3 separate regions of the Homo sapiens genome follow, and all the other regions are linked to region 1. A link is a contact called in ENCODE Hi-C data. All regions are on one chromosome and are shown on one strand. Each heading gives the region's core, a stretch centred on a gene start or an enhancer-like site at or near the end of the contact. The rest is flanking DNA. Distances are from core to core; before and after follow the strand shown. Region 1 has its middle 23 kb from the start of LINC02530. Region 2 has its middle 150 kb from the start of TMEM170B. Region 3 holds the start of NEDD9 (neural precursor cell expressed, developmentally down-regulated 9).

Evidence for each region. A loop is a pair of places that touch in the nucleus more often than their neighbours do. Pooled maps may share reads with other maps.
Region 2: a loop to region 1 is called in a map with no recorded cell type, with 4 times the contacts of the local background. The contact joins two enhancer-like sites. A Hi-C loop is called at or near these places in 2 of 37 single-sample maps with no recorded cell type and 3 of 50 pooled maps.
Region 3: a loop to region 1 is called in a pooled map, with 6 times the contacts of the local background. The contact joins the promoter of NEDD9 here to the enhancer-like site in region 1. A Hi-C loop is called at or near these places in 2 of 37 single-sample maps with no recorded cell type and 2 of 50 pooled maps.

What each region holds. Positions count from the first base shown.
Region 1 is chr6:12,606,848-12,609,949 of GRCh38, forward strand. No RefSeq gene overlaps it. Among named protein-coding and RNA genes, the nearest start is that of LINC02530, 23 kb to the left of the region's middle. RefSeq lists an enhancer at 1,643-1,762. Within about 2 kb of position 1,609, at least 3 of the 41 ENCODE cell types and tissues checked have a DNase peak (open chromatin) inside an H3K27ac peak, as active enhancers do.
Region 2 is chr6:11,388,334-11,391,585 of GRCh38, forward strand. No RefSeq gene overlaps it. Among named protein-coding and RNA genes, the nearest start is that of TMEM170B, 150 kb to the right of the region's middle. Within about 2 kb of position 1,763, at least 8 of the 41 ENCODE cell types and tissues checked have a DNase peak (open chromatin) inside an H3K27ac peak, as active enhancers do.
Region 3 is chr6:11,230,706-11,233,956 of GRCh38, forward strand. It overlaps NEDD9 (neural precursor cell expressed, developmentally down-regulated 9), which reads right to left and starts at 1,963. Exons shown (of 7, transcript NM_006403.4): 1 at 1,799-1,963. The coding sequence starts at 1,810. It overlaps LOC124901256 (a long non-coding RNA gene), which reads right to left and starts at 5. Exons shown (of 2, transcript XR_007059449.1): 1 at 1-5. RefSeq lists silencers at 1,471-1,520, 2,001-2,050.

The sequences.
Region 1 (3,102 bases), core at 359-2,858:
GCTGACCTCAAAATGCAGGAATGATGTTGCCAGACGAGGGTCCCTTCAGCAATCGATGGGCTCACACTGAAGTCTTGTTTGCTCGTCTCCCTGTGTGTCTCACTAGACTAGAATACTAAAACTCATGAAGAAACGGCCTCAGCGACTTGGAGCCAAAATGAGCACAGGGAATAAAAAAGAGAAATTAAAAATATCAGCCTCACTGTGACAGCCAGTCTAACATCTCCCTCCCTGCTCATCTCTCCCTTTCCCTCCCTACTGATTATCTCAAAATTCTTATGCTTCCTTATTCTCTGTCCCTGTCATACGCAGACACATGCACTCACATGTTTATCCCTCCTCTTTCTTTTCTGCAAGAAATATATGCCACAGAATCACTCTTCTGGTAGTAAAACAACCATTGGGTTTGGTTAAAACCCACAGCTGTAAAGTTTACCCATCCCCATTCAATTTCCCAATTGATTGCCAATCTTCTTCATCATTTCCTACATGGATATTGGGCTTTAAATGCTACAGCATCATACAAAGGAGCTGTAAATACAGCAAACATAACATTTATCTTTACCTTTACAATCCTGAATATTTTCATTTAAATAGTCTCATTTATTAAGTTTAGCCTTTCTCTGTTCTGATCATTAAGTACTTGGTTACCAGAAGGAAAACTGGATTTTGGATGAATAATTTATTCTGATAGTGTTAGTTTTGTTGTGTCCCTGAATGTTCGTGATATAGTTAATGAAGATGGGTCACTAAACCTATGTCACTGATGAGAAAAAAATTCCTACATGATAAACAGCAATGGAACCTGCATGCAGGTATGAGTATATATGTGTATATGCATATGTACACACACACACACACACACAGAGACACACACACAGAGGAATAAATATATGAACATACTGCAGAGATACTGAAGCCAGGAACAAGAATCTTGACTTAAATATTAGACAAAGAAAAGCTCCTTTTGTGAAAAAAACCATCTTAAAATATAAATTTTCAGTGCAGAACTTCAGTTACCAATTGTTAGTCTTCATAGTAAGCCTGATGATAATAAAATGTCTATTTTTTGTTTTTTAGAGACAGAGTCTCACTCCATCATCCAGACTGGAGTACAGTGGCACAATCATAGCTCACTGTAACCTCAAACTCCTGGGCTCAAGCTGTCTGCCTCAGCCTCCCGAGTAGTTTGGGTCACAGGCACGTGAGACACACCCAGCTAATTTTTTACTTTTTACTTTTTTTTTCCATAGAGATGAGTCTCATTATGTTGCCCAGGCTGGTCTCAAACTCCTGGCCTCAAACCATCCTCCTGTCAAAACACTTGGATTACAGGCATGAATCACCGCACCTGGCCAATAAAATGTCTATGCTTGTTGGAAAAAAAAAAACAAAACTCTGTTTATTGACACTCGCTGTATTATGTAAAGAAGGCTGAGAAGCCTTTTGCACACTGTTTTATGAAAATAACAGACAATACCCATCAGTTGTGGCGTGACTATATTGATGCGCTCTTGGTAAGGTGCTAAGAACAATCCTTTCTGTAAAAGGATGAAAAACAAAACCCTTGAGCAGTAAAAGATGACACATTCCACAAATGTTAGCTAATTTCCTGCAACAGAGCATAATGAAAGTGCATGTAGACAGGGTGTGCTTTATCTGCAAAAAGAGGAACAAAAAAAGAAACAAAAGCATCATCATATCTTTTGGTATCCAGAAATAAAATCCACTCAGTTAAATGGTGATTATGAGCAACTTTGAAAAGATTGTCAATATCGAATGCTATTTTTAAACAACAAAAGTTTCTCTTCATACCTCTAGCAGTCTTACATTTTAAAGAAACAGGCTCAAAATAGCACAACACATATTTCTAGGTTTCGATCATTAAAATTCTTCATCTGTGGACTACTAGCCATAAATAATCAACTTGAGAAAATAAACCAAACTTGATGGCTTTCTTGTTTCTTCTTACCATTTCTGGATCTTTGAACTTTCCCTTCCACTTTCTCAACCAAAGATAGCCTAAACAAAGAAAGCCAAAGCCAGCTTTTGCCCAATCTTTCCGATTGTCCTGCATAAATCAAACTAGAAGTGACCATATTCCTTGTTTCACTGAAAAGGGACTTAGTGTCATAGCTAAACCTTTCACTGGAGAAGAGAAATGGGGTTGGACAGAAAGACTAATTATAAACCTGCCAGTCAAGGTTTACCATAGAGAAACAACAGGAAATATCTATGAAGCTGTTCACAGCTTGTCAAGATGACCAATGGAAGACCACATATATGACTTACCTTGACAATAGCTTAAACTCTGGAATTTCCTTCCACTGTAGTAAGTTTTATGGTGCCCTTGAACCAGGGAAGCAGTGTGCTGTGCCGGGGGGCGGGGGTGGTTGGGGGAACTCAGGCTTTGCTGATAAACAAACCTAGGTTTGAATCCTCCAAAGTCTACTTACCAGGTGGATGGTTTCTACAATTTTTTAATGAGTCTGAACTTCTTCATTGTAAAATGAGTATAAAATCTCATTTGCAATACAATACCTAATTGTATTGTGTGAGGAACTAGAGATAATATGCAAAAAAGTACCTACAGCACATCTTTAAACATTATAAAGGGCGTTACAGGAGTTGAGCTTTGTTAAGTCTTTGTGAAGGTAGAGCTGTCCTAAACTGAAGTCACTCTACCATAGTCTGTCTCATCTCAGATATGTTTTTGAAAGGCCCTTTCATAAGAGGTTCTGTAAAAAGTAGTGCTCATGGGGAAAGTATTATTCTGAAATCATCCTGCTTAAAATCAACTTTCTGAACTGCCATGCAGTCTTGGCAAATACGAATTTCCATCACCCCTTTGCTACATGCCAAGTTGGAATATTGAGAATGCTGTCTATTATTCAATCTAAGTAAAGTACATTACTTTTAATTGGAGGTTGTTTCACTGCCTTTTTGAATTAGGAGACTAATCATTCATCAGAAACACACAATTAAGGATTTTTGTGTTAATTTGGCATTATTGCCATTGATCCAAAAGTGTTGTTATCTTTTAAGCAAGAGCTGAAGTGAGTTCCTCCCATATGTTTTGGCAGAATTGGTGCATCTGTAAGA
Region 2 (3,252 bases), core at 513-3,012, 1.2 Mb before region 1:
CACTAATCTAATCTGCACTAATGAAGGGTCTGCACCCATGACCCAAACACCTTCAATCCAGCCCCACTTTCAACATTGGGGGTTAAATTTCAGCATGAGATTTGGAGGGACAAACATCCAAACTATTGTCTTTTGCCTGTCTGTTCTCCCAGTCATTACCCATGTCATTACCGTATTCTCAGTCCCTCTGCCCCAAAACACTGCAGATCTTTTCCCCACTGCATCTTCAATCCAACCAGTCACCATATTCTGTGTTGTTGTCTTTTTAAATTAAATCTCAAATCCAATCTTGTTGACGCATTCAGTTCCCTCTCTGTGTGTCCCTTGCCACTTTCTTAGTTTAGACGTTAATTGCTCAGACTGTTACAACAATTCCTAGCTGTGAGGTCCTCTTCTAGCCTCTATAGAACACTGTTAGGAACACGGTAGGTGCTATGGTTCAGATTTTTGTGTCCCCCCCAAAATTCATATGTTGGAACCTAATTCTTAAGGTGTTATTATTAGGAAGTGGGGCATTTGAGAGGTGATTAGGAGATGAGGACAGTGTCCTGATGAATGGAATTAGTCCCCTTATAAAAGAGGCCTGAAGGAGTCTTTTGCTCCTCTCACCACATGCAGACCCAGCTGGAAGGCACTATCTATGAGGAAGAGGGACCTCAGCAGACACTGAATCTGCTGGCGCCTTGATCTTAGACTTCCAGCCTCCACTACTGGGAGCAATCACTTTCTGTTGTTTGTAAGTTACTCAGTCCTAGTTATTTGGTATAGCAGCCTGAATGGGCCAATACACCAGGTCCTCAGGAGATATTAATTGAATGAACATCTTCAAAATATTAGATACTTCCATAGACAAACTTCATATCTTCTCATGTTCACTTTCTGCTTAAAGACTTTTGCCAACTTCCTGTTGCCTACAAAATAGAATTGAAATGACTGTGCTGGTGAATGGCAGTCCACTCTTCTCTTTACATTCTCTCCTGCCTTGTCCACCTCTGCAGTGCCCTTCACCTTCCCATCACATCAAACTGTGATTCACCCTTGGGCCCCACACATGTTCATGCTCCTGCTTTCTCTGGATAAGTTCATCCCATTTAAACCAGGGGCCAGCCTTCTCGTCCCATACTTCCATTTGTCTCAGTCCATTTGTGTTGCTATAAAGAAATACCTGAGTCTGCTAATTTATTAAACATTGAGGCTGCTCTCGGTCCCCTCCTATTCCATAATTTCTCATGGTTATGGCATGTAAAGGCTGTTCCCCTGCCTAGAATGCCCTTTCTCCTTGTCTTTCTGGCAACCCCTTGGTATCCCCTGGACAGAGTCTTCCTTTCCTCCTTCACTGTCACCAGGCCCTCTATTAATCACATAATGTCACAATAGTGTATCTCCATTCCCTGGACTTTGAGGCTCCAGAGGGCAGGGAACTGTTGTTTATTCATTCTGGAGACCAAACTAAACATTTTACAAAGTAGTCCATGGAGGTCTCTTATCAGAATCACCTATGAGGCTGGTTAAATGTAGATTCCCAGGCTCTGTGACTCAACTGCAAATTCTGTTTGTCTTGGTCGTGGGACTGTCCTAGGCAAATCTTACGGACATGAATGTTTGAGAACACTTCTACAGCATCCAACAAATATTTGATGAATAAAAACTTGATTAAAAAAGTACTGAGATCCCTGCTCCTAAAATTCTGCTCTATTTCCTTCATTCCTCTGGGGTGTAGTTTGGCTGGGGACAGGCCCAGGTATTTGGCTCAGTCATAGATCAAAGTGACCTAAATGGGAAACAGCTGTGCGTTATTCCCCAACCATGTCACGCAAGTACCTATTGTCCTGTCCAAAACGCCAAATTAGGTTTAGGGCCATTCAAATTCCGGAAGATGGTTGGCTGTGATAAGAACTAACAAATTCTTGCTCAAGTGGAAACTGGTTTTGCAGGGCATACTCTGCATTTTTAACTCACTAAAGCCAAGTTCTTAAGTTTAAGTGGTTCGTAAGTATCTTCTAATGAGCTGCACGGTTCCATTTGCTGTGCCTATCATCGGTATTGATAACTCTAGTATCAGCTAGTAGCCCTCACCTGTTGACACTGAGTGGATTGTGAATGAGCTTTTTTAGACTTTAGATGAGACTGCTGGGAGACTGTAATGATAGGCAAGCCTTGTTTTGGCCACAAACTCTCTAAAATGTCCTTTTTAATCTTGAGCTCTAGCAACACAATTTTGAGATCTGTCATAATGCACCATACCAGAACCCACGAAGACTTTACAAAACATACATCATCTGAATGACCTCAAGACTACACGACAACACATATTTGTTGTATTTGTTATTTACCAAATATGTATGTATTATGTATCATTACTTACCAACCAATGAAATCTTTTCTTTTTTTTTTTTTCTTTCTTTTTTTTTTTTTTGAGACAGAATCTTGCAGAATCTTGCTCTGTTGCCAGGCTGGAGTGCAGTGGCATGATCTCTGCTCACTGCAACCTCCGCCTCCCAGTTCAAGTGATTCTCCTGCCTCAGACTCCCGAGTAGCTGGGATTACAGGTGCAAGCCACCATGCCCGGCTAATTTTTTTGTATTTTTTAGTAGAGATGGGGTTTCACCATATTAGCCAGGATGGTCTTGAACTCCTGACCTCGTGATCCACCCGGCTTGGCTTCCCAAAGTGCTGGGACTACAGGCTTGAGCCATCACGCCCGGCCAATGAAATCTTTTAAAAATTCCATATAGATGCCGCAGTTCCACTTCGGGATATATATATCCTAAGGACTTGAAATTATGTTGAAGAGATATCTGTACTCCCATGTTTACTGCAGCACTGTTTATAATAGCTAAAATAGGAAATTTTCCTGTGTCCATCAGTGAACGAATGGATAAAGAAAATGTGGTATATACACACAATGGAATACAATTTAGCCTTAAAAAGAAAGAAATCCTATAATTTGCAACAACAGGGATGGATATGGAAGACATTATGCTAAGTGAAATAAGCCAGGCACAGAAAGACAAATACTGCCTGCTCTCACTCATATGTGGAATCTAGAATAATTTAACTAATAGAGAGCAAAATGATGGTAAAATGATTTTTGCTCCAAATAATGTAAAAATACCAGAGGCTGGAGGTCAGGGAATGGGGAGGTGGTGGTAAAGGGGTAGAAAGTTAGACAAGAGGAATAAATGATAAGTATTTAAGGGGATGGATATGTTAATTAGCTTGATTCCAACATTCCTCGTTGTATACATACAC
Region 3 (3,251 bases), core at 713-3,212, 1.4 Mb before region 1:
GGTGCCTACAAGGTAATAAAAATCATGTATTTACATCATTTGGCAAGGTGTTCAACACCAGTAAGGCCCAGTGGAGAAGCAGGTTTCTCCATGAATGCCAATCGCAGTTTACGCTGTCAGTCACTTTATCAGTTGCCTTTAGATTTTCTTTCCATAAAGAGTAAAGCTAACCACGATGAGATCATTGAATAAAAGTGACTTGAGACTTTGTCGCTTTCGTCACTTTCTAGATTATAGCACTCAATGTTAATTTCAGCCATTTATACTTTCCAATAATAGACATATGAACATACTTTCTCTTTTTTCTGCAAGCCAGTTCTTATTCAACAACAGGGAAAGGAGGAGCAAAAAAGTCACTCCAGGCTGAGTAATATCTGGTCCTATCATTGTTCTAAATAAGGAAATATGGGGTGAGCCACTTTAAGGAAGATAACTTTCCTGCCAAGTAGAGGGATTTGTTTCTGGTTGCATCCTAAAGTCAAATATTAATAGTCTTCAGGATGACCCTTTCCTCTGATCTTCCCTACTGATGAAGATAATAGAAAGCTGATGAAACAGAAATAGCTGATACCTGTGTCTTCAGACAGTGGTAACGTAGGCATTACTATAAAGACTTTTGACATTTAGACTTAAAGCTTTTGAATAAGATTCATAGTTTTTGAACAAAAGCTTTATTACTGAGGCTAGTCAGTGGCTATCAGTTAGACCAAGTATTTACAACCTTACATCAAAAAAGGATGGACCAGAAAAATTTAGAAAAAAAGCGAAGTAGCTTCCAGCTAGTGTACAGTTAATATAAATTGTCAATCCACAAGCCTAGCACCCTTGCCCAAATCCATCTTAATAATAACACTTTTGTTTAAAATAGCATAAAATAAAATAGTAGCACTAGCACTCATGTCTATTCATCATTCAAGAAAAATTCATGTCCAATTCATTGCAGTCTGCTTTCTTTGTGTCCCCTGGAAGCTGCTTGCCTCCTTAGATGGGAGTGACTTAAAAGAAAAAGGGGAGGGGGGAATATACGGAGCAAGTCAAAAATCCTTTTGGCAAGAAAAATCCACAAACAATGGTGTAAAATGCATTGGAAAATAATGCTGCTGAAGTACTATGACTATGACACTCTGTAAGCTTTCAGGCACAATGAGCCAGCCTGAGCCTTCGCACTCTCACCCCATTCAAACTCCAATAAAAATGTTTTCAAGAAATGGCTCATACTTATTTATTCCTACATCCAATATAACATAAGGATGTCAAAATTTTCCATCCTCAGCTGTGTAATCTGGGCTTTTAATTTCTCCCACCAAAAGTGCATATGGCATACTCCTTCCGAGACCAAACGATTAAAGCAAAGTCTGGAAAACTTTGCACTAAGAGCCAGTCTGAGACAGACTATGCAGTCCTCATTCCTCTCATTACAGTTCCCCAGGGCAGTGGAAGCCAGGCCTGGGGAAGCCAAGGAGACTTGAGCCAATGCCTGCCGCGATTCAAGTCAGACACCCTCTGATCTCCAGTGGCTGCTGTGAAGCGGCTCCAAGTCTTAACTTCTCACCGAGGTATTTCCCCGGCAACTTTCAGAGCAGATGGACTCGGGTGTACTGTGAACCCCTGGAGTGGGTCTCAAAGACCGGGTCTCTGCTTGCTTGTCTGCTTGCATGTCAACCTCAGTGACCGAGACTCATCTTAGAACTCTCCGGGACACACAAGGGACTGACAGTAAGGAACACGCATACACAAGCACACACCCGCAGGCACAGCTTTCAGCTTGCAAGGTAACCTGTAAAAGGCACTCTCTTACCTTATACTTCATTTCGGCAGCGGTGGGTTGAGCCGTTTTCCTACACTAGTTAAGACAGCATTAAGCACTGCGGTGCCCGCCCCTCCATTGAGTGCAGCGCTAGATGAAAGCGAGAAGGTCCCGGGCAGAGCCGCTTGTCAGTCGCAGCGCCTCCCTCAAGTCTCTGAGCTCACTGTTGTGACTGAGGCAGGCTGATCGCGGACCTCATTTGCATGCCGCCCCGCCATTGGCTAGTGGGACAAGGTAATGCTCAGGCCCTGCCCACCCCTAATTCTGAAAAACTGACAAAGAACTTGTAATGTGATCGCTTCTTTTTGCTTTATCAGACGGTGGAAAATAAAACAGAAAGTGGGGAACCGTCCTGAACCTTACTCTGTCCTCCCGCCCCCGCCAAAAAAGAAGACAGAAAGAGAAAGAACAGGAAAAGGAGATACATTCTTTTTAAGATTAACCCAAATTTTAAAGAAACTGAATTCACAAAAGCAGTCTGACAGTCGCGCTTCCTGTGACCTAGCAACTCCTTCATAAACCCATTTCGTTTCAAAGCCATTCACCTCACAATCTCTACATGAAACGAACTCCGGGAACAAAAGGTTTTCTGTCTCCGGGCCCCTTTTTACTAACCACCCCTGCTGATACCTCTCTCTCTCTCTGTCCCTTTTTCTTTCCCCCTCCTCCCGCCTACTTTTTGTGTGTGTGTGACTGTTTGCTTTTTTTGTTCTTTTCAACGTTCAAAGTACTTTGCGATGTCAGTCTGCAAGGAGCTGGAAGACAATTCTCCCTTAGTGAAAAGGAACCCTCTAGCACACGCACCAGCGTTTTCCTGGACAGCTTCTCACCAGGGCCTCAGAGTTGCGGGTCACACATATTGAGCGACCTTCAGTGGCTTTGCTGAGGATAAAGGTTAGATGTGACCTCTCGGATGGGGTTGGCCAGTGCACGCCCTATACATCATCACCGTCCACTGAGTTCTGTGTTCTTTGACGGCTGGCATTTCTAGCTCCAGCTTTGAACACTGCAGTGTTTTTCCTTCTGACCTCTGTCCTGAGGATGACCCATTAACCCACCAACACTTATTATCCAGGAGAACGAAAATGCCCACTGTTTGATGAGCCTGGTTAAAAAGACCAGTCTCTCTCCAGCGAAGCACAGAACATAATTTCTATAAAGGTTCCATTTTAGGATTTCTATAGAGAAAGAGAATCACCCAGAAAACAGAAATGGTCACCTTCTGCAACTCTTCTCACGGACAGAGCAGTGAGGCGAAAAATTCCTTTTTCCCGGGCAAGACTGAGACTCGGTGAATCCAGACAATAGCTGTCCCTGAGTGGGATGCACTCCAACCAGACTACATGACTTGGATGGAAAAATCAGCCCTTATTTTTTTTTTTCCTGACCAAGTTGGATCAGAATCTGATTCCCTTCGCGTCTAACACACAAATTCCCAATGGAT